Linked DNA regions of Homo sapiens: regions 2, 3 and 4 are each linked to region 1. Evidence: chromatin loops called from intact Hi-C (ENCODE). Cell type or tissue: heart right ventricle. All regions are shown on one strand. Each heading gives the region's core, and the rest is flanking DNA. Links, peaks and the distances in the headings are about the cores only.

Region 1 (6,243 bases), core at 792-5,791:
CATTTCTATGTGAACAGAAAACCACTTTCTCCCTTTCTTTCAATTTGTTCAATACACAAACAGGGAGCACTTTCTCTGAATTCAACATTGCACCAAGCAACTCAGATATAAATACTATGTTTACACTGACTTCTGGACCTGGTCGTTACTGATGAATCTGCTGTCGCCTAATCATGGTTCCATTGTATATGATCCATCCTTTTTCTCTGGTTTCTTTTAAGGTTTCTTTTTCTAGCTGGGCACTGTGGCTCACACCTCTAATCCCAGCGCTTTGTGAGGCTGAGATGGGGGCACCCTGGGCAACATGGCGAAACCCTGTTTCTACAAAACGTACAAATATTAGCTGGATGTAGTGGCATGCACCTGTAGTCCCAACTACTTCAGAGGCTGAGGTGGGGGATCACTTGAACCTGGGAGATCAAGGCTGCAGTGAGCTGTGATTGAACCACTGCACTCCAGCCTGGGCTACAGGATGAGATCCTGTCTCAAAAAAAAAAAAAGGAAAGAAAAGATTTCTTTTTCCTTTGTCTTTGATATTCTGCAGTTTTACTATGATGCACTAGAGAGAAAGGAAACATTTTGTGTTTCCTCAAGCAGAAATATCATGCCTTAAGTCAGTTCTTGAAAATTATAAGCCACTATCTTTTTGCATACTATCTCTCCCTTTTCACTCTATTCTTTCTAAAATTCCTATTAAATGTATTTTGGACCCTTTCAACCTATTCTCCATATTTCTTTAGTGCTCATCTTTTTCTTCTTTGATCTGCGTGGCCTACTGGATAATTTCCAGTTCACTAATTCTCCTTACAGCTGCATCTAATCTTCTGTTTAAGCCATCCATTGAGTTTTTTATTTCAATGACTGCTTTTTTTGCTCATTTCCAAAAGTTATTTTTTTCACTTCCACTTATTTTTTTTTTTACTGTTTCCGGTCTTGTCTTACAGTTTATATTCCTTTTTTTATCTTTTTAAAATGATTTTAAACATAGCAATTCTATAGTCTCTTTTAGATTGTTCTGTTAAGTTGTTAAGGGCTAACGCTCCTCTTTGTTATTTCTGCTGACTCTCCTCAACAGTGGACATTTCCTGATGTAGTATAGTATGTAATCTTTATAAACTCATTTTCAGGATATTCTGTTTTTCTATGGGATTCCCATACACCCCAGGTCACTGCCAGTTTTTCCTTTATTTCCATTTGGCACCCCAAGGTTTTCACTGGTTTGGGACTAGTTTTCATATTAATTTCTTACCTTGGCATTACCTTTGCTTTACAGGAACTATAAATGTAACCTGCATGCCCATATATGACACAATTTTGATATTCACTTTTTGGTGAGAGATGTTTTTGGCCAACTGAGGAGCCATGGGTAAAGTTAAGTTTCCTTGTTGCTCCCCTGGGGCCTGTTGGCTTTACTGAGGGGAAACTCTTTCATTATCAAGGCTGTGTGCAGGTTCTCAGAGCCTCACATGGACCCAAGGCTCTGTCCCCTCTGCCCATGTGGGCATTCAAATCTGAGTTCCAGCCCTTAAGGTCTATAAGCATCCAGCAGCCCTCCCCGCCACATCATCAACCCCTGAGTCTGCCATTCTTAGATTTAAAGTTGTTTCTTTGTTTCTTAGCAGCTGGGCATTTCCACGTCTTTATTTTGATTTTGGATGTGCTATATTATTTCACAAGTCTACGTATTGGAAACAGGGGCTGGAGGCAGGGTGGGGAGAGTATTCAGATCAGTTCCGTCTGTTAGGTTGCTGGAGCCAAAGTGAAAAATAAAAGGAACCAGTCCTTGTCATTGTGAGACTCCAAGTCTGGGAAGGAAAATAGATACATTTAAAACATCAGAATATAATTACATGTGTGCTGAAAGAAGGATAGACAACAAAAATTCAGAATGTCCATTCTTAATTACCTAAGGGGCTAGACTTCTCTTTAAGTTATTAGAATGTCCATCTTACTGGGGCCACACAGCCCAGCTCTGGGCTTTTTGGAATGTCCTGTCCTTATTTGGCTATATCTGGTAAAAGCTGGCTGATTAGGTTTTGCCAAATAAATCTTACACAATAGTTTCTTGGAAGGGGAATAAAAGTAAAACATTAGTAGCCTTGATCTGTACACCAAACTTTTGTTGCAACTAATGTATTTGCCCTGAATTCAAGATTCAAATATTTACTTTTAAAAGAAGTTACAAAAGATGATTTGGTCAATGTTTGAGGCTAGAATCAGGGATCATATACTAGCTGAGAGTCTTGACTCATTGAAATCTTCAATTTTTATGATTGCTGTTAATTAAGGGAGGCAAATGCTCAGAAAAAATAAAAAGTTTGGCTTGGGCAGGCTTACATTCAGGAAAGAGAACAAAACACAATATTCTCTTTTCTTGCCACTTCAACCCTTCCCCCACCCCTTTGTTTAAACACAGAAAAGTACAAAAGATAATAAAACACATGATGGCACACTCCCAATTCTGATCCCACTGTTCTTTTTTCCTCTCTTTGACATTTCCTCTCCACCACCCTCTTGATTTAGCTATTCCCCTAGAACGGCATCTGGGCCCTCCCCTCCCCTCCCCTCCCCTCCCCTCCCCTCCCCCCCCTCCTCCCCCGTCAACTGCTTGGTAACTTCAGCTGTTTTTCTAATGTCCATGCTCCCCAAATGTCTGCATTCACTTCTAACTCCCTGAACGGAGAGAGAACGGATGTCATTTCCCTGCTGGACAGCGCCATCTCGTGGTCATCCAGGGACATCGCTCTCCCTTCTGCCACTCAAACCTACACATCCTGGTTTGCCTTCCTTTTCCTCCTCCTCCTCCAGTGCCTCTTACTCTATATAAGGCAATGTCTTTCTCTAGTTTACTAAGACCAGAAACCTTCCAGTTCTCTCTGACCCGCCCCGCCCTTTGCGACCTCTGCTCAGGCTCTGTCACTTCTCTCATCTGCTCCCTTCTCCTCCCAGGGTTACCGCCTCTGTGCAGTCCTTGGAGCTGGAGCCTGGGGCTCACAATGGCCCACTTCATCCTACACTCTGCTTCCTGAAGCCTCTGAAAACCCTGGTCACAGCAGGTCCCTCCCATAGTATAAAAACCTTCAAAGGCTCGCCATTGCCCACACCCTAAAATCTGTATGTGTAATTCTGCATAGTGCTCGGGTTGATAAACTTTTTCTGTAAAGACCCAGATGGTAAAAGTTTTAACCTTTGTGAGCTGCAACCACTCCACACTATGCTGTAACATAAAATCCATTTCTATGTGAACAGAAAACCACTTTCTCCCTTTCTTTCAATTTGTTCAATACACAAACAGGGAGCACTTTCTCTGAATTCAACATTACACCAAGCAACTCAGATATAAATACTATGTTTACACTGACTTCTGGACCTGGTCGTTACTGATGAATCTGCTGTCACCTAATCATGGTTCCATTGTATATGATCCATCCTTTTTCTCTGGTTTCTTTTTCTAGCTGGGCACTGTGGCTCACACCTCTAATCCCAGCACTTTGTGAGGCTGAGATGGGGGCACCCTGCTGAGATGAAAGCAGCCCTGGATGACAGGTACGTGGATGAGCGTGCTCGAGTCCCCAGAAGGCTTTTTTATGGATACTAAAATTTGGATTTCATTTCATTTCCACATATCATAAAATAATCAAAAACACTTTTAAATTTTCAACCATTTAGAAATGTAATAACCTTTCTTTGTTCATGAGACATTGAAAACAGGCGGTGGGCCAGATTTGGCCCACAGACTGTAGTGTGCCTACCCTGCCCTAAGCAAGTTAGATGATTAAAGGTGGTTAGGCTCCCAGCATAGCTTATAGAAAGCGAGCTGACAGAGAAGAGTGAAAATGCTATGAAGTCACTTCTCTTCAGACCTCTGGTGTATGGCCCAGTCCTTGGCCTGCAGTGGGTACTCTCTGCCCTGTGACTTCCAGCCCCTGAACTTTGCCTCCTGAGTTGAAACCTGGCAATTTCTTTGGGCCAAACCTGTTGCTCAATAATCCATGAATGACTTTAGGGTGGAGGTGGGGGTGGGGGGAACCCTGACTCTACAGGACAAGAAGACAGGCAGCTCTGTTTCCCTGGCCCCTCACTCCCAGGATGGATGAGGCTTCTGTCTTGTGAGGATATGAAAGAGTTGAGAGGGGGTGGGTTGATGGAAGAAAGGTGGGTGGGGAGTGGAAGAGAGGGTCCCTGTGGCAGATCATGAGCTCTTCAGGAATCATGCCTGATTGTTTCTATCTGTATTCCTAGACCCTAGGATTCAGTAGGCTCCTAGCAAATGTTTATCAGACTCATCCGTTACAAGGGTTGGAAGCATTGAACCTGGTTTCCCTATGGTTGTGGGTTAGGAAGGACAGGGAGAATGAAGGAGAGGGGGTGTTAACGGATCCCAGCAACTGAGACAGGATCTTGGATGGAAAGGGAAAGACAGCCGAGAGAATGGGTGAGAGGAGGGAAGGGTCAGAAACAGACCCCTCAGACTTCAGTCCCACCCAGGCTGGCCCCAAGACCAGCTAAGGGGTAACGGTGCCAGGGGCTAAATGTGCAAACATGCACAACCAACCTGCCAGTCATAATGAAGACCCCCTCGGGGGAGCTGTGTCCCCATTGCTTGCAGACCCCAGGATGCATGCTGGCCGTATCCTGACAACTCAAGACACATTTTGCATTCCCAACATCTTCTATGGCCCCAGCAATTCTGGATTCTGCTTCTGATTCCTCCACCATGGTCTGAAAAGGGCTGGGAAGCCTACCTTCCTGTAGCCTTCCATCGGCTGCTGCTGCTCCCCCTGCAAAAATGGTTTTGACGTAAATCCCAATGGGGCCATAAATGCTGTCTTTTCCCCCAACGATGCTGAAGCCCAGACCCTGGGGAAAAAAAGAGAAGGTCTGATTTAGGGGTAGTATTCCATGCTTCTCATTGGCCTGATGCCTTCTGAGGGCCTGCCTCAGCCCTGAACAAAGGGATTGGGAAGGAGAGAAGGTGCCTTTGGTCTCAGAGGTCTCAGAGGTTAACAACAACAACAACAACAACACCAACAACAACAACAAAAATAGGAAGAGCAGCGGCATGAAGGCCAGCCTGGGCTGGGTAGTGTCTGGAGCTTTCGCGGGAATCTGAAGTTTCCCACACAGAGGGAGGCTGGATGGAGACCAGCACCCTGGCTCTGTCCCTCCAGTTGGCAATCCTGGGCCAATCACTTTCTGCTTCTGAACCTCAGTTTCCCTCCTTTTAAAATAATAATGATATTACCTAACTCACAGGGTTGTGTTTGAAAGTAAAATGCCTAGCAACAATCATAAAAATACCAACAATAGTAATAATAGTAGCAGCTTTACAATGTAGCCCTTCTCCCACCAAAGGCCTTCTCAATCCCCTTCTCAAGGACATCCCTCCAATCACGTGCTCTCCCTCCTGCACCTGCTCTATCTGCCATTGTCCTAGGTGATTCCCATGAGCCAACAAACATATCCTGGAATTGTACAGGTGGCTCTGGGAGAATAAACTCATAGCTCAGCAGATAGTTCCAGCTGGGGAGCAGCCAGAAGGCAGTAGAGAAGGCCAAACAGGAATAAGTCCCGGGAAAGGTTGAGTGAGGTCTACAGCAGGAAGAGAAGGGAGGGTGGGCACAGCTTCCCCTGCAAATCGGCCAGTGAGTTCACAGAATGGCCTGGCAGACCTGAAAAGCAGCAAAGGAAATCCATGTGACTTGCTCAATTTTGTTGAGGACTAAGGCACCCCATGCCGCCCTAGAGGGCATAGCTTGAGTCTAATAAGCAGCTTTCTAGACTATAAGCTCTCTGAAGACAGTAAATGCATCTTATTTCTGTGTCTGGCCTCAGGCAGGTGCTCAAGAAGCACGTATTACAGGATAAAGGCATAAATGCACCTGGAGGCCAGGCTTTTGGGTCCAACGTACAAGCATGCCAGGCAGTGGCCAGTAGCTTGGCTCCTAGACAGACCCTTTAAAGTGATGGCCACTGCTGTAACAGAACCATTGCTCATGGGCAGTTTACTTCAGGCCAGAGCCGCTGCGCTGATTAGGAGCATCACCCCGTGCCACAGAGACAACACGCTGTCCTCCATCTTCTTGACACTGTAGGGAGTCAGTGGGAGAGCCGTGGGGATGAGCAGCTGTTCTAAGCCTCTGGTGAAGGTGGTGTGTGTTCCAGGATGGGCAGGACAAATGGTGTCCGGGAGTAGCACAGGCTTAGGAAAAGGTGAGGTAGGAGCCCCTTCAGGGCTCCTCC
Region 2 (6,243 bases), core at 635-5,634, 59 kb before region 1:
CCCCCAGGAATAATATTTGTTACTGCTTCCTGCTAAAGCCAAAACAAACATGCATATCATTTGCATTTTAGGCAAGATCAGAGGATAAGAAAAAGGTTGCCCAGATGGTAGAAGGTAAGTATTTCCGTTTCTTTTTGTTGTTGTTTTTTTGTTTTGAGGCAGAGTCTTGCTCTGTCGCCCAGGCTGGAGTGCAGTGGTGTGATCTCGGCTCACTGCAACCTCCACCTTCCCGGTTCAAGTGATTCTCCTGCCTCAGCCTCCTGAGTAGCTGGGATTACAGGTGCGTGCCATCACACCTGGCTAATTTTTATATTTTCACCATGTTGGTCAGCCTGGTCTCAAACTCCTGACCTCATGATCCACCCACCTTGGCCTCCCAAAGTGCTGGGGAGAGCTAGCCCCTAGAGCTAGCTCTAGGTGTGAGCCACTGCACCTGTCCTAATATTTTTTTTAAATGCAGAGATCTGCTGTCTCAGTTAGTGGGCATTTAAAAATACAGCCATTTAAAGTAGTTTGCGGTATACTACCAATACAAATTCCTGATAACCTGTGTTTTTTCACCAGTAACTATGCACAATAAAATAAAATCTAGGGATATAAATGTTGTTTTAAATCTTTAATTTTTATATCATATCCAGGCCCATGAATAATCCCAAAACATGTGTAAAATCAGAAGGAAGTATCGAAGTAGGAGAGGAAAAGCAGCACATTCACGTGGATGAAAGCCCAAAGAATCTCTTTGTCTGGGTCACTTTTGTATACTTCCTCTCCATGGCCCATCTCTTCCTTGCAATGTTCCCTCCCAGGTCCCTTCCCTGAGCCTCCTTAGGTTCTGTCCTGTCCCTGCAGAGCAGGGAGAATGGAAGCATGTGGCGTAGAAGTCTGCTGTGGCCTGAAGGGAAGAAAGTGGGCAACGGCAGCTCGAAGGAGATGGATCTGTTTCTCAGGACCACTAACAGAGTGCTGTGAGCTAGAAGGCTCACTGGGCACCATTAACATGGCACAGCCTACATGAATGAGAATGGGACCCAGAAGGGCTTTAGGGGCTAGCTCTCACAGCTGTTGCAATACTTCACTAATTGGAAGGGAAATATTCCTCTCCAGAAAAATGTCTGAGCAAGACCTCTAAGGCCTAAGGATTATGCTTGCTTGCTCCATCAGCTTTTCAGAGAGAAGCCTACAATTGATAATGATTACTGAAAGTGACTGTGGCTCACGCCATAAAATGCCTCTGTAATCGTCATCGCTTATTTGCCAATTAAGCGTAATTAAATTTAGTTCAGGTCACCTTCAAAAGCCAGAATCCACATAGACTGTTTCAGGATAACAATAGCATTGTCCAGTGTTCATTTTCCAGCTCGAGACCACATCTTTTTTCAGAATGCATGTGAACTGTTTCCAAAGAATCATAATTGTTGTGTAAGCTTTATTATCTCCATTGAATAGATAAGGAACTGGAGGCCCAAAGCTGTTAAGTACTTGCTTTGCCTCATGGGAGCATCAGATGGAGCACTGTAAAGCCTTGTGTTCACTTGATTCCTCCTACACTCCCAGCTCCAACTTGCAGGGATGAAATCATTTGAATTACAGAATGTTTGTTGCCCACTGGTTAGGTGCATTTGTAAGTGCACTCAATTGTTTGCGGACCAACTCTTGGATGTCATAAAACCCTTGCAACTCAACTCATCTGAAGTTGTCACCTGCTCAGTGACACCTGTCTTCTCACAACACCTCCCTCTCCCTGCAGCCCGAATCCAGACCCAGGAAGAAAGCACCAAGAAGCTTCCAAACGACAGTGATCTTACCAGCCAGCTGTCCTCAGCGCACTCGGGCACACCCCAAAACAACGGCAACGTGGCCCATTTTGACTCAGGGAGCAGCAAGAGTGGCAGGATAGAGACAGTCGCACAGTCCATGCCCCAGAGCCCGAGGCCAGGGGACAGGGCTCCTAGCTCACCTCTCCCTGGGGTCCCCAAATCCAGGCTAGAGCATGAAACTAACAGGTGAGGCTCCACTGCAGCACAGATTAAAACCTGGAATGTGAGAGATTTGAAGGCCTCTGCAGCTTCAGGAGGCCAAGGCCATTAAATTCTAATTCTCCCAGAAGGCATGGGTCAGGAGACTATGACAGCTGGTACTAAAAAGAAATGGAGGCGGGGTGGGGGTGTCAAAGTTTATCAAACAGGACAAATTCTTCCTCCTAGGTTATCTGCCATTTAACTTGTAAGCAAACCTTCCAGCCAACCTAGGATAAACATTTGTCTAGGCTAAGAAAATAACTGTTTATTTTTTAGTTCCACAGTGGCCATATTATTGGCAAGATCTTCCATATTTTAGCCCTAGTCTGGTCAAGTTATTGGCAAGACCATTTATGCATTACATGGGGTCAAAGAAAGCAGTAGATCCCTTCCTACTTTAATGGAGGTAGGACCCCTGGAAAGATGAAGGGGATAGACCTGCGGTGGCCCAAACTCATATGGAGAATTATATTTGATCTGAATGTAGCACAGCGAAAGCAATATAGATAAAATACAGGGGCTCTCTTTTTTAAAGATAATGACTAAGTTAGCAAAGAACTTGAAGTCTTGTTATATAAGGAGTTGTCTGCCTGTCTCTGTGGGGTCTTGACAAGGAGAAAGGGTTCAAACACTCCTTGAGAGGCCCCTAGGGGTCAAACTACAGCCACCATACAGATTCAAGTCTTTATCAGGAAGAACTTTTTTTTTTTTTTGAGACTAGGGTTTTGCTCTTGTCACCCAGGCTGGAGTGCAGTGGTGCAATCTCGACCCACTGCAACCTCCACCTCCCAGGTTCAAGCAATTCTCCTGCCTCAGCCTCCCGAGTAGCTGGGATTACAGGCACCTGCCACCACACCCGGCTATTTTTTTGTATTTTCAATAGAGACCAGGTTTCACCATGTTGGCCAGGCTGGTCTCAAACTCCTGACCTTAAGTGATCCACCTGCCTTGGCCTCCCAAAGCGCTGGGATTACAAATGTGAACCACCGTACCTGGCCAGGGAAGAACTGTTTAATATGTACAACTCCCCTCCACCCACCAGTGGAAACTCAGAGAAGTGCTTGAGAAGTCAGACAGCTGCTTAGCAGAAAGGATGAGAAACTGTGTTCCTAACATGTGCTTCACAGACACTAGTCCCACTATGTGCCTCTTGACACAAAGAGGGCTCTGTGAGGAAATACACTAGCATAACACCCCTCGCTCTGCAGTCTTCATGGAGACTCATGTGTACATCACTGATTTAGGTTCTGAAAATTCCAGCAGTAAAGAAAACTGTTTAGCCCTGTCCCCCAAATGTCTCTGTGCACACAATCCATACCCATTAACCAGTTGGAACCAGCCTCAGTGAAAATGCTCAGAGAACTGCTCACAGCTCACAGTCCTCAGGTGTGGGGCTCTGAGACCACCAAGGCCACAGCTACTTAACCGCCCCTGTCTTACAGGTATCTGCACGGTCTGTGTGCAAGCACCAGTGACCTTCACAGGAACAGATCGCGCACACCTATGACATTTACAACGCACATCGAAGATGTACACTCAGAACCTCTTTTCCGAAAAGACTTTCAGCAAATCAACCCTCCTCACCGTGGACCACAGGCCTCGACTTTGCTGGCACAGGGTCCCAGGCCCCACGCCCCCAGATACTATGTCATTAATGAATGTGACTCTTACAAGAAAAAACATCTAAATGTCTGGCCAGAAAGACATTTCAAGATAGATGCTTCAGGTGACATTGTGGAGCTGTACCCCAGGAACGTGCGACAATATGCATCCCGGGTCCCCCGCCAGCCTCCCTCCCCACAGCTGAGTGAAGAAGAGGAGGAGACGCCAAGCAGAGATTGGATCAAACGGTCTCTTCCCCCACGCTCCCTGATAGACCTCCGTCGGGCTCCTCATTTTTATATTGGGGAGAGGTCCGAAAGTCAGACCCGGGATCCCGAGCACCAGGGGAGGGTGCACTACAAGTCGTGGAATGAAGATTTTGAGGGTCACCTTGAGAGGCCAGCCTATGTGCCCAGAAAGCCACGATCCCGGAATTTCCAATACCCACAGCCCCCTCTGAAGCCCAGAGGGAAGCCCAGGTTCGAGCCATCCCTCACGGAATCTGACTCCGTGTCGGCAGCATCCAGCAGTGACCAGCAGAACAGCAGCGCTGACCAGTACCTGCAGGTCACCCACAGCCAGGGCAGGTTCCCGAGGTCCGTGGGCCAGCCCAGCAGGAGGAAGGCCAAGTCGGGGCAGGAGCTGACCGTGGATCTGGATGACTTGATTTGTTCAGATGTCTAGGCTTCCTCCAGTGTCCCGTTCCTAGAGGTCAGGCCCCTGTTGGAGTGCTGGGCCAGCACATGGCATCTCCCTTTCTGGAAAAAGAGGTGAACAAGTGTGTTAGAGACCTGAGGGGCATGGTCAGCGGCTGCTAGCTGAGGCCCTGAGGCTGACAGGGCTACAGATACCTATTCTACAGCTACTGTTAGCCAAATTTATCCGAGTTAGGTGGCACCAAAGTATGTCACCAGCAGTGAATCATCACGGGTCTGCAGCAATCTCAATACTTGCCTCCTCGGAAGAAAGAATTTGGCAGAGGGGCTCAAGACAGAAGGAGAGACTGAGGCAAGTTTTAGAGCAGGCATGAAAGTTTACTGAAAAGCTTTAAAGCAGGAATGAAAGAACGTAAAACATACTTAGTAGAGGGCCAAGCAGGCGACTTGAGAGATCCAGTGCACTGTTTGACCTTTGACTTGGGGTTTTACACGTTGGCATGCTTCCGGGGTCTTGCGTTGCTTCTCCCCACGATTCTTCCCTTTCTTCCCTTGGGGTGGGCTGTCCGCATGCGCAGTAGTGGCCTGCTAGCGCTGGGGAGGGGAGCATGCGCAGTGTGTTTACTGGAGTTGTGCACGCGCTCACTCGAGGTTCTTCCCTTACCAGGGGAATGCTCCATTTTGTCTCTTAGTGCGCATGTTTGAGCCCACTCGCCCAACTCCTGACATTTTATGGGGAAGCTGCCGATCACCAGTTTCAGGTTTTTTCTATCTATTGGGAGACTGTCGTTCCCTGGTGCCAGCTGTGACCAATTATTATTTTAGAGAGACAATCAGCAGCCACCTGACCATCACCTGATGGTCGCCTGACATTCCTGGGGGTTGTGTTGAAGAAGGAATTCATGAATTTTACAAGTATAATCAAAGACAACCAAAAATTTTTACTTTTTCCTTCAAAAGCTAAGTGTAGTGTAGCTCCCCCATAGTCTAAGTTAAAGAAGAACACTAACTGCCTGTTTTTCCTTCTGTGCTCAGCAAGCCTTATCTGTACTTGCTAGTTTCACATTCCTTGAGGCTCAGCGAGTTCCTGCTTCACCACCCTAGCGCAGCTGCAAAGTTACAAGGTTGATGCAGAAACATGGTTTCCCAGGGATGTGGAACATGTAGTATAGATAAATGTAAAAGACTGAACAACTGCCTTTGCTCTCGCTTCTGTAAGTACGCTTCCTGCCTCGCGTACTCCCGGCCACCGACTGCTTAAAAGGTGGCTGCTTTCTTTATCCAGGGCTCAGACTTTCCTGGACGCTAGTCCTACTGAGCCAGGTGATCACCTTTTAATAAAGACCTTTCCTGAACTCACTCTGTTCAGTGTCTCCCATCTTTGATTGTCCCACAACATTTCGTTGGCAGGAGCCCCCACTGTCTGCTCATGTCTAACTGGCTACCTACTGTAACACTACCACACATGAGCAGATTGTTTCCGTGGGGCTCTTTGCATCCAGAAGCACATCAGGCCATCATTTCAATGGAACTCAGTGCTTTGCCTCCTTTTGGGTTGACCGCAAATCATAAGCAAGCCAGAGATATCTCATCCTGCCTGCTGAAGCCTCAGCTGAGATATCGGAATGATACGAGTGAACTGTTTGTATTGCAATGCTGTCTTTCAACAGACAAAAGTCATCTTCTCTAATAAGCACCACAAATCAGATGGCCACCCTTAAAGATATCACAATGCTTAGTTTGTATGAATAATCAGTTTAGTAATGACAAGAGGAACTAACATTTATTGAGAACTTATTTTACTCTGCTAACTGGGCAGTATATCTGTATTAATGAGTCAGGACACTTAGATTGGAAGTAATCCATGATTTATCCCTAAGATTTGCTGGTTTGCTTAACTGGGAAGGATGGGACTCAAGCTAGCCTCAGGCCCAACTGGAGCCAGGGCATTAAAGCACCCTCAGGAA
Region 3 (6,243 bases), core at 502-5,501, 130 kb before region 1:
ACAAGTGACATTGGAAAATTTTCACAAGACTCTGTTAGCTGAATGACAGCTGAAACAAATTTACCAACGCAGTTCTTGGAGCACATTTACAACTTTTATGATATAATCATTAAAATGCAGTGGAATTTAAAAAGTATAATTAATATTACATTTCAAATTTATAAAACATGTGTAAATAGGATTGTTTCATCATTTTTATCTCCAAAACTGCCTAACCATATGTGGACTACTTGATATACCATAAGCAATGTGTATAGCACATTTTGCAAAACATAATTCTAGGAGGCCCTTGGCTTTAAAAAGTCAATGGCATTGACTTTTCTAATTAAATATATGATAATGTCAGGGGGTGGGGGAGCAGGCAACTTAGGCACACATCTGGCTTTTTCTAGGGAGAAGCCATAACATTCAACAAATAGATGTCAAGGTTTTTTGAGAATTGTATAGGAGAGTTAGTCTAGTACAATTAATCTCAATCTTCAGTGTAGTTAATAAGTCTTTCTTCTAGGCATATGCTTGGATTTTATCCCTGGACAGCATGGTTCAGTAGGTGACAGGGCCCAAGGATCTGAATCCTAAATGAACATCCCAGGTGACCCTGCTGCAAGTGTTCCACTGACATCACATTGAGAAATACTACTTTAGACCTCTCAATCTGAAAAATCTGATTCCATGCATTTCAGTCATGACTTTCCTATAACTGGAAATACTGTATCTGATGCAAGATGATGATGTGTCAGGGAGTTTCTGACAGGCATTTTCGCATTTGAGGAGACATTGAACTCACTGATCTTTAAAACCCTTTCACTTTGAATAATTTGTGCATTCATTGTCATATAGCTTGTAAGCATCCCTTACCTTGGAGCACTGTGTGCCTGGAGAGAAACGAGGTGACACATGGAGACACTACTTTCCTCCCCCAAAACAATATGTCACTCTTCTAGTGAGAACTAGAAGAGGGTTTTGTTTTTCAGGACAGCAATGAGGGAAGAGGGTTCTCTTTCAGGCACACCCAGGACCGAGTCAAAAGCTGAGGGAATGAACCACAGCAGATGATGAACTGACTGCCATTGCATGGAAGCAGGTCCCAAGAGAACCCAGCTTTGAACCCATGAAGTTATGGCAGCTTCCAAAAGCCACGTGCAGAGAGGGTGATCTCATGTTCTTATGAGGTGGCTGTACTGAGTAGAAGCCATAGAGAATTGGCCAAAGAAAAACATGTCACAAATAATTACAGTAGCTCTCCAACAAGAGTTGTACAGTGGTACTTCAAGAAAAGACAAGAAAATTGGAAAATATAGTTTGTAAAAGGTTTACTGTTTCCTTCATAAGAAGCCTGAAATATCTTTAAGATGTGCTGTCTTCTAGAAAACATCTACAATGAACAGAAAAGATCAAGGACATCCAATACTTCCCCACAATGATATCCTCAGGCTATTCCATTTAAAACATTTTCCTTAGAGTCAACATACTTCTGGAACAATGTACAGTGAATTTAATTTTATTAGCAAAATAATAAAACAAAGCATATTCTGGACAATAATCAATACTCTGAAATTATATTACTTTAGTTAGTTTTCCCTTTTAAATTATTTTTTCCACTTCAATTTAAAAAATGTCTCCAAGTAATTCATGCGCATAATTTAAAAAGTCAAATAGAACCACAAGGCTTACAAGCAAACAAACAAACAAAAAGGGCTGTAATCTTTTGGCCTTCTTTTTGCTACCTCCAGAATAGCTGATATGAAAACTTTTTCCACAACTACGGGGGTGGAGGGTAGAGGCTCCTGAGCTGGTCTGAATTTGTTCAAGTGCCCTTTCCTGAGCAGATCACTGAAGTCAGGGGGATGATAACAGTTATGAGCTTTTGCCAGTTGGAGCCCCTGGAACTGGAGAAAAGTCAGTCTCTATCACACCTCACAGCTGCTACCAACGATCTCACCAATGATAGTGGTGGAAGGGGCGCTGGACAGACTACTGTGTTCCTGGAAACACTTTCCCCAGCCCCCTTCACTTTCTCCCAGTGGTAGACTAATAATGGTCTCCAAAGATATCCAGATCCTAATCTCTGGAAACTGCGGATGTTATATGGTAAAAGTGATTAAATTAAAAATTCTTGAGATGGGAGTATTCTGGATCACCTAGGTGTCCTTATAAGAGTGAGGCAGAGAGAGATTTGACAGATAAGAATGAGGCAATGTGAGGGCTGAAGCAAGATGCTACATTGCTGGCTTTGAAGAAGGAGGAAGGGGCCACAAGCCAAGGAATGCAAGTCTGGAAAAGATAAGACAGGCCCTCTCTTTAGTAAAAGAATGAATAAATATATTTGCACAGTTCGTTGTCCAAGTTTAAATTCCTTTCCAAATGGCTGCGAATGAACCTGTCCTGCTGCATTTGCATTAAGAAGATGTGTTTCTGTTTCTCACAGAAGCTATTGACCTAATCTACGCTGCTCCACTAAATTGACTTGGATCTTGACGTTCATAATGTTGAGTGACTGCAGAACTTAATTTAGCCACAAGATGGAGACTTCATCCTAGTCCTGGAAAACATCTCAGCACCTGGGGTTTCTGTAAGTAAAATTCCAGAATGAAATACCTTAATTAATTTATCGTCCAGCCTCTGATCCCACGTACAAGATGAAGAACCTGAGTTCCAGAGAGATCACAGAATTAGTTTTCAAAGGAGTCAAATCTAGAAGTTTGTTTCCTAATTCCCATTCTGATGTTCTTCAGCAAGCATCACTTTTGCTTCCTATGTCTTTTTCTGATATGCTATTTCTCTTATTTTCTGAGAATTACACTTACTCATGTAAAGGGTTTTTTTTTTTGTTTTCTTCTCTCCCTGTTGCTATGTTTCAGGCAGATAACTTATTTAAAATCATTTCACATTGCTGTCTACATTGGCCTACGCATTGCTAACCTCAGGAGAAAACTCAATTCAAACTAAATAATATCCACCTGTAGCTACCACAAAATGTTCAGCTGGGGCCTTGGGGTGTTTGGGTGAATCAAACATGGTCTTCACCTTCCAGGAGCTCTAAGTTAAATGGATGAGGAAGAGAAGCAAATGAGATGATTGCCTTAAGAGAGGTATACTACTCTTTCTATTAGCAGAGAAGAGGAGGGTATCCCATCCAACTGGAAACCGGAGATCCTTGGGAAGGAGATGACGTTTAGGATAGACCATGAAGGTCAGATGAGATAGTATAAGCCATAAATAGGGTAAAGGAGTATGTAGATGACAGACAGCTTGGACAAATTATGCAGCCAGGAAAGGAAGCAGAAATTTGGGAAGTAGGAATTCTGTTAATCAGGATATGCTCTGTTCTGCAGTTGTAACAGATTACTCCAAATGGTCAGTGGCTTAACAAAGGCTTATTTGTTACACATGGTCATGTCTAACAAGTGTCGGCAGAGCTTTATTCCATACAGTCACTCAGGGACCCAGGCTGAGTAGGAACCATCATCCTGAAACTCCATTATCTGGCTCACACAACTTAAGTTGCCATAGTAGAGGAAAGAAAACTAAAATATTGTTCATAAATTTTTCACTGCTTCTGTCAGAAGGGGCATGTATCACTCGCACACATATATTATTGGCCAGAACTTGTCGCATGGCTCTAACTCAACACAAGCCTGGACTATTTGGTGCATGTTACTTTCTCTGCCACAAGAGTATTCCAAAATTGACTGTAATTCAGAATATTTATAAGGCAGGAGCTTGGATCTTAACGTAGAAAGCCTTTCAAGTTTTGGTGAAAGGCTAACAATTTGCCCCAACTCTGAGAGTATCAGAACTCTGTTTTAATATAAAGAACATTACATGTTTACCAATGAGCCAAGCTTTCCCAAAAGTCAAGTAGAGGGAGCAAAGCTTTGCTATTACTGTGCATAAGATTTTTTATTAATTCTGCAAAGGGGCCACTGGCAAGAACAGATTCTAAGGACCTCTCGTAGCTCCAGGCTACATCAAGGCAATCAGATCTGGGAGTTGCCAGTGTCAATATAACAAAGGAAATACATTCCTGGGCATGGTGATAGAGAGTGGGAGGTAGATTCACAGATATCTTCCAGTGTTTCACGTCTGAGAACCTTCCAAAATAGTTGTCTTTCTCCTACTTTGACATCTAATGAAGAAAAGCATTCAGATGATCACCACAACTTTAAGAGAGTCACCCTTGATTTGTGTGATAATGTGAAACTTACTAAGCAGCTGAAGGAATTGGGTAATTCTGTGTTACGACACTGGAGCCGTAAATCCGACCAACCCCATTAAATACTTAGGAGTCTGTTTACTATCTGTCTCTATTTATTACCTGGCTTCCCCCCATGACATTGCAGAGAAATAAAGTGCAAACAAGAACTACACCAGAAGAAGGCAGGTACAGAAAGCTTTGTTACCTCCTACTGAAATGAACTAAATTTGTTTGCAGGCCAAACTGTGCTAGAAAACTTTTGAAAGCATTGCAGTTTGACTAAGGAAAAGGTCTGAAGTCTTTCCAACTGTCCCAAGATATTTCTCAAATTATCGCTAATGGAATCAGATTATTTGGGAAATATTAATCTATGCATATTCAGACTCAGATACTGAGCTAAGGAATTCAAATAGTTAGTATTCCTACATGGATTTGGTTAGTGATAAGGTACAGATCCAGGCATGTTCTGGGTGTCACATTGCCCAGGTCATGCCAGGGCTATGGAGAGGACAAACAGGTGTCTGGAAAGGGACATATTTCTCAGGCGGACAGGAGCCTAGTTAGAGCAGGGCTGGCTAAACAGTATAAACCAAAGGCGGGCCAAACTCATTCAGGAGTTTGGCATAGACTTGGAGAAATTCAAACCAAGTAGTTCCTTATAGGACAAAGGTGGCAGCATCATTCAGTCTCTTTAACAAGGTAACAAGGTTACTCAACACCTCCTCATTGTTGGGAAGGATGGGGTAGGGGTAAAGGGCTGAGTAGTAGGGCCAACATGCAGGAAAATGACGAGAGCATAACTTTTCTTTCTGGTCTTGAAGGTAACGTCTTCACAGGATGGGATTCCCTGAAAGCTGCCATTATTATCTCCAGGTTTCCCTCCTATCCATCCATTGCTGCTGAGTAGGGCAACGCCTGGGACCAGTTAATTATCACAGGAGAAGATCTTTCCAAATCAGGGATTGTAAAGGTGGAGGGGAAAATTCTCCCTTCAGTATTCTAAGATGAATCTCTTCAAGCCCAAGATGGCAGCAGTTGTCTTCTTAGTGCAGCCTTGCTCAATTCACTTATCACTGGGTCTCGGAGTCTCAAAAGTAAAAAAGGGCTGTGCACATTACACACACACACGCGCGCGCACATACACACACTCTTTAGCATCATATAATGTCATCACTGGTATCCTGGAGTCTTTACTGCTTACCTGTACCCTCTTTCCTCCACAAGGTCAATGAAACATCAATCATCCAATGCAGAACCAGAAAAGAAAGGCTGCAGGTACTTGACGGTTACATTGAAAAGCTGAATGGCAGGAAGATGGGCAACTGGTTTAAGTTTAAGATAGAGAGTTGAGATGTCCTGCCTTTAGATATCAGGAGCTGGGGAGATTATAGAAGGAAGGGACAAGGTAGATAATAGACAATAAGAACCAAAGATCTGCAGCAATGAAGGGAGCAGGCATCATGAGTCACCATCATCTTAGAGTCCAATTGTATTTCTTTTTGCCATCATGGGGAAACCAAAAGTAGAAAGTGGTCACCACTGTTTTTAAATTGTCCAGAGAAAATAACATTTTTCTGTGCTGTGATAATTCACTCAAGCCTCCATCCAACCCAGACCATGCGGACATCCTCCATTCTGTGGTCCAGGATACATTTCAGCTCTGCCAGAAACACAGGATGGTCCCTGACCTCCTACAGAATTGTGAGTCTTTGAAGGAAAGACTTTCCTCCAAGGAAATAATTATGGAACAGGTAGAATTTATGGGGCGCATGGAGAACCCTGTAGATGTCTACTAAATATGTTGCATATATCGGTGAATTTCATATCTGTAACAGGACAAGAACTATCCTGCCCAACTATATAAGGTTGTTGTGAAGTTCACATGTGCTGTATATGATTGTCTGGATGTATCATATGCCTGTTCATTTTCTCCAGGTTACATCTTTCTGTGAGATCTAGGAATTGGTGCAGACAGGAAGGTAGAGAAAGGAAGAATAATAATAGTCTATCTGTTCTGCCTTTTTCCTTTCCTTTCCATCTTCAAC
Region 4 (5,636 bases), core at 1-5,000, 920 kb before region 1:
CTTCCTTGTGTTTTTCTTTGAATGTTTTACGTTCTATAACTCTCATGTGCCTGGCTAAGCCTTTCTAGGGCATGACCCAGGTAATGCATAAGCTTGGGTATTCAGGTTTGTTTTTTTCCCGATGCATAGGTGTTGTGCCAGCACAGTATATCAAATAAACTTGCCCCTGCCCCTGCTTCCTTCCCCGCTGTTTCACTACCACGTTTCCCATACAACTGTAGTTTGTTTCTGGATGCTGTTTTCTATTCTGCTGTATTTGCAAGCCTGTATTGTTTGATTTTGAGGGTATCAATAATTCATTTTTGAATCTGGTTCTGTCACTTTTAGCTTTAATAATTGGGGGCTATTTTTAAACATTTATTCTATATAAACTTGAAATGATTTTATCTCCTGCGATACATTAAATGTCTATGTTAAGACATCTTATTTACAGAAGTAAATTATGACCACTCTTTTACTGTAAAGGTAATTATATAGAAAAAGCTAAGCAAGTTGCCTTCCTAGGGCTGATTCCTACAGGTGTTATCGGTGTATTCTTCCAGACTTCTATCTATGCATAATACATGCATACATAGTAAGAAATAAATTCATGTGTGTGAATTTAAATAAGTTCACTAGGGAGCTAAAGCTGGGACTGCAGCTTAAACCCAGCATTATGTTGTTCTGGTTTCTTTATTATTACCAAATAAATGATTTGAAACAGTTAAAATTATCCCAGCACTAGTTTCTTTTGAGGGAGTAGCCTTTTCCATTTTCATACAAGGTCTTATTTTGCGGGCCGCAGTCCTAGCTGTCTCCAATTGAGCCAGAAGGCAGCAGCCAGAACTACTTTTGCCTGAGGGTCTTCCCTGAGACAAAGACTTATGCCCTTGGCCTTCTTACTCTCGGATATTTGTGAAGCCCAGGATCTCTCTCTCTTTCTCTCTCTCTCTTTCTCAACTTCTGGAGCAACCAACTGCTATCTTAGTGTCATAAGTTAATTCTAATATACCTGGGTGGCCTTTAATCTAGTTCCATTTTTCAAAGTTTTTGGCTTTTGGATAAGACCTTTTCCTGCATTGACATAGCCTCTCCCTAATTTTATCTGTTTTTGGACTTGGGATTTGGAGGTGGAAGGATGTGAGAGAGGGAGGAAGGAATATAAGGTGTCTTTCATAAGCCTTCCTTTCTCAGGATCCAAAGATTTTTAAAAAGAAAAAAAGCAGGTTTTGTTTTTTTTTAATGCAGTGAACTATTTTTTCCTCTGAAAAGTGAAATCTTTATTGGCTTAATTTTATATCCTAATCATTTACTCACATTTATTTTGTGCTTACTATATGTTTGGTTCTATATTGATCACTAGGTTAGGTTTCTCATACTGGGTGCTTAGTCTTCCAAATTATTTGTAGGTGCTTCACAGTTTTGATCGCAAACTAGTAAATAAGGCATCCTCTGGTTGGAGAAACAGCACTGGATTTTACCAGTGGGACCTCTGGCAAGTTGGCCACTTTGTGGGAATTTCCAGACCTGAAACTGCATCTGCATAGAAGGAAGTTGAGGTAGATGAATCTCTATGGCCTTCCTTTCTCTCCTGGTTGGTTTTCCAGGACCCTTCCTCACCTTTTCCACTGTCCATGTCTTGGGTTTTCCTGTATTTCTTAGTTACGTTGCTGTTTTCAGTACCCTCTGTGCCCTCTTCTCTATCTGTGGGTTGCTTTAAGTGACATTCAGACAGCCAGAGGTCCAGAGGCCATTTGACATAGAGGAATTCCATCCTTCCAAAGATCTCTTCTCATAAGCAGGAGTTTTTTGTTTTTTAAACAAAACAAAATAGTTATCCTGATTGGATCCATGAGGACTAGCTCACTTGGCTGTGCCTCGGGAGAGGTCCAGAATGGCTTTCTTGGACTTGAACGAGCTCAGAAGCATTGGCACTTTCTCGTTTACACTGGCCTTGATTTTGGGTAGAGACTGAGCAGGCCGAAGTCCCCTCTCTGAAGCCATCATGGGATGATGGTAAAAGGCATCTGCAATGTTCCAGCTCTAGCAGGGTCACAACTGCACTGAGATGAACACAAGGGGGCAGCCTTTCCCACAGATTTTCATCAAATCACAGAGAAACAGAGTGCAATTTCAATGTCAGCGCATGCATGAGCCTGTGCTCTGTCCACACCAGTGCCCATGTGTAAAACGTGTAGCCTGTAACTGTTTATAAAGGGCCTTAGGGTTAACGGCATATGAATGCTCAGTAGATTTTGTGCTTTACTGTGCTACAGTTTCGTTAACACAACCCAGGACTTCTCATTGTAGGTTATAGACTATATCCCCCTGCCTAGCCCAGAGTCTTACACATGGCAGGCAGGCAGGTTGGCAGGCAGGGCAGGCAGCAGGTAGGCAGGCAGGCAGGCACTTTTTATTACTGGAGGCTTAGAGATGACTGAATCATTAATATAGAGGAGTTGAAATTGATTTAGCCTGCTGTTTCAACCTGAAGAATGACTTCAAAGCAGGCATTTAAATTTATTTTGGCCCTTTTTTTCATTCTCTTGCCCCTCCTACCCCTCTTCCAACTACTAAAGGCATTGTTTCAACTGTATATATTTTCTCTATTTTTGTTTTCTCTTCATCTTGGAAATTGAGTTATGACACCTTTGGTTGTTTCTAGTTGGAAAAAAGCATTATTATGAAAATATATGCTGTTTAGTGAGCAATGAAGCAGAATATAAAATATCACTAATATCCTGAACCCCCATGCAATTAGAAGCACATTGTCACTAGTTTTGTTTTATGTTTCCCAGATGACTGTTAATTTAGCAGTTCAGCACATAATTGCATTGATGATCATATTTCTAAGGATTTGAGTCTATTGATTCAAGTGTAGAATTGAAGTAAAAGTTGTTATTCCTTCACTGTTGTATCTGAATTTGTTTTATTATTTGACTCTATAATGACTGGAAGAAATCAGATATGCTTGGAAATCAAAGGTAAATTTTCTGTCCCCTGGGAATAGGGGTGGAAAGGAAAGAGGAACATTTTTTTTAGCTCTAAACAAAATGAGCAATTAGTAGATTTATTGTATAATAGTTGTTTTTCTTCAAAACCACAAGCCTTCAATTTTCTAAAATGACAATAGTAAATTTTCACTTTCTAAACAGTTTACATAATCAGTTTCACTATATTTGCATATATTTTGTTAACTGATACTAACAATGATGCCACAATTTTTTTTTTTTTTTTTTAAGTTGGAGTTTTGCTCTGTCGCCCAAGCTGGAGTGCAATGGTGCAATCTCGGCTCACTGCAATCTCTGACTCCTGGGTTGAAACGATTCTCCTGCCTCAGCCTTCTGAGTAGCTGGGATTATAGGCACCCACCACCATGCCCGGCTAATTTTTGTATTTTTAGTAGAGACAGGGTTTCACTATGTTGGCCAGGCTGGTCTCGAACTCCTGACCTCGTGATCCGCCCGCCTTGGCCTCCCAAAGTGCTGGGATTACAGGCGAGAGCCACCGCTCCCGGCCGAAGCCACAATTATTAATGCACTTGAAAGATATATCAAATTAGATTTAACCAACGTTTATTTAGTACCAACTGCATGCCAGGTGTTCACTGAGTCAGTTTTGTTTGTTTTCTTACTTAAGCCTTGAAACAAACTTTAGTGGTAAATTTCTCTTCATTTTGCATATTAAAAAACTGAAAGGATTTTGACTTGCTCAGCAAATTACACTATCCCAGCCATTGCTTATTAGCTATAATTTTATTTTCTGTGTAGTTGTATAGCTGAGATTATTTGAAACACTGTTACTGATTCTTCTCACTTACTATGATTATTAAAAATGAAAATATGCTCTAATGATTTTTGATACTCTGCATATAGAACCCTTGAGTTTCATAGGTTCTGTAGGCCCTTTCTCCTATAAATAATCTGAGACTCACAGAGAGGCTGGGTCTCCTCCAAGCTTGGGCAGCTGATAGTTTGAGAGTTGATCTAGAACCCGGGTCTTTCCCTTTGTAAGGGGCAAAACCACTGGAAAGGACAGGCAGAGAAATAGCTGGGCTCCTCAAAAGGAAGAGAGAAGCTGACAGTGAGGATTCGTCAGTTCTGCTCAGTTTGGAAAGAGACCCTTCACTGTCTGCTTCTTCTGACCTCCCTATGCTTCAGTTCTCAGCACTCCTGAATATACCACGATTTTCATGCCTCTGTGTCTCGGTACACGCTGTCTCTTCTCCTCAAGTGTTCTTTCTCCCTTCATTGCCAGCTAAATGTCACCGCCTCTTGGAAGCCTTCCCCAACTGCGTCAGACAGATACATCTGGCTCTTTCCTTTCTTTGAGTTCCTGTACTTCTTTTAATAGATCTCCCTTAGAACATTGATTCCTTTACATTGTTTGTGTTTTCAGTTAGTGTCTCGGAGCTCCTGGGGCAAGGGTCCTCATTCTTTAGGCATATCTCTGATGTTGAGCCTGGGTGCACTTTACTAGGATGCATGTTCAAGTGTGGGTGGGAATGAATAAATGAATGACTGTGTGCTCCCCTCCCAGGTGCTGCTTCTGAGCACAGAAATGGAATAGAAGTTTGAGCAGGAGGAAAATGGAGTCTGTGGAAGTTCTAGGAGATATTCTTACAGTTACTCATTAGTTTGTTGGCGTTTAGCTTCTAGGTTACATATGGGAAACTTGAGGGACAGCAAATCACAAAGAGAGACTGGAGGTCCAGCTTATTAGGAAACTTGAGTTTCTAGGATGTGGCCACCAGCTTGTGTACATCTTCGTTGATTCTCATGTTCACTGTGTTCCCCAAGAATTAATTTCTCCCAAGGGCCTACATCAGTTTAGAGTAGGCAACGAGGTTGGGTGTGTGTTTTTCATTAGTAGATATATTAATCTGCCCAGACATGAGATACACTAGCACGGTTTACAGCCTGAAAACACAGCTCTAAGAGTTTGTGGGTAACAGAACATTAGTCTTACTTAGGTCTTTCTAAATATCTTCACTCCTCAGAGTAACTTTGAGTGTTTTCTGGATTTGAGTTTGGCTCATTAAAGTCTGATTTCTACATAATTCAGATACATCCAGAGTTTTTTGGATAATACATTTGAAAAATTTCCCCTTATGAGGTTAGACAAGTTTATAACCGAAACCAAGTTCATTAAACCTATGCTAAAATATAAAATTGTCTTTAAGAAAAGCCCAAACAGGTAGAAAGTGACAGTTTATTAGTAAAATTATAACAATAATTTGAATGTATTGATATTGAACGCTACGTGATATAAAAATACATTATTTCCCAAGGTCACAAGTCATTACCAAGTTTAAGTTTATTTTAAAATATAGCAGATCCATAGTTTTGTTCTTTGTATTCATCATAGAATCTTTCTGTGTATCCTATTTTGTTTTCTTTGCCTCATTGATTACAAGATTCCGAAAACATTGACTACTAGATTTTGTGGAAAAGTAGAGAAGCTGAGCATTTGAACCCACTAACTTCATCTATCTTTTTGAGTAAAGCAAGCTATTTATTTTCATAACTAGGGAGGCCTTACAACGTGGGTTGCTGAGGACATCCTGTTTATGCCTGTCATCTTGGAGAAGTTATTAATAGTGTCGCCTTTCACCGTTTAAAATCGTAGCTCGGATGATAAGTTCTATGTGGTCACCC

What was found. Hi-C counts contacts between places; a loop is a spot of excess contacts. Peaks named below come from ENCODE experiments on the same cell type or tissue, not always from the same donor. Only the 100,000 strongest peaks of a DNase experiment are listed, where the experiment ranks them.
Region 2: it touches region 1 in a loop (3-fold over the local background); 62 of 110 quality-filtered maps call a loop at or near these places.
Region 3: it touches region 1 in a loop (19-fold over the local background); 104 of 110 quality-filtered maps call a loop at or near these places.
Region 4: it touches region 1 in a loop (5-fold over the local background); 5 of 110 quality-filtered maps call a loop at or near these places.

The regions. Positions count from the first base shown.
Region 1 is chr15:81,271,707-81,277,949 of GRCh38, reverse strand. IL16 (interleukin 16) reads right to left here. Exons shown (of 19, transcript NM_172217.5): 6 at 4,746-4,860. Among named protein-coding and RNA genes, the nearest start is that of STARD5, 49 kb to the left of the region's middle. RefSeq lists enhancers at 2,568-2,862, 2,588-2,882. In heart right ventricle, for the core only: a CTCF peak has its summit at 2,740 (motif pointing left); a DNase peak (open chromatin) is centred at 2,719; H3K27ac peaks cover 1,760 bases.
Region 2 is chr15:81,330,480-81,336,722 of GRCh38, reverse strand. TMC3 (transmembrane channel like 3) reads left to right here. Exons shown (of 22, transcript NM_001080532.3): 20 at 72-114; 21 at 1,748-2,003; 22 at 3,461-5,635. The coding sequence ends at 4,304. TMC3-AS1 (TMC3 antisense RNA 1) reads right to left here. Exons shown (of 7, transcript NR_120365.1): 2 at 4,182-4,378. Among named protein-coding and RNA genes, the nearest start is that of TMC3-AS1, 9.3 kb to the right of the region's middle. In heart right ventricle, for the core only: a CTCF peak has its summit at 2,669; no DNase peak of the experiment used is centred there.
Region 3 is chr15:81,397,120-81,403,362 of GRCh38, reverse strand. All of the region lies in intron 6 of TMC3-AS1 (TMC3 antisense RNA 1), which reads right to left. Among named protein-coding and RNA genes, the nearest start is that of TMC3, 26 kb to the right of the region's middle. In heart right ventricle, for the core only: CTCF peaks have their summits at 2,306 and 2,514 (motif pointing right); no DNase peak of the experiment used is centred there.
Region 4 is chr15:82,194,614-82,200,249 of GRCh38, reverse strand. All of the region lies in intron 15 of EFL1 (elongation factor like GTPase 1), which reads left to right. Among named protein-coding and RNA genes, the nearest start is that of EFL1, 65 kb to the left of the region's middle. RefSeq lists an enhancer at 1,931-1,990. In heart right ventricle, for the core only: a CTCF peak has its summit at 2,058 (motif pointing right); DNase peaks (open chromatin) are centred at 2,069 and 4,259; H3K27ac peaks cover 1,497 bases.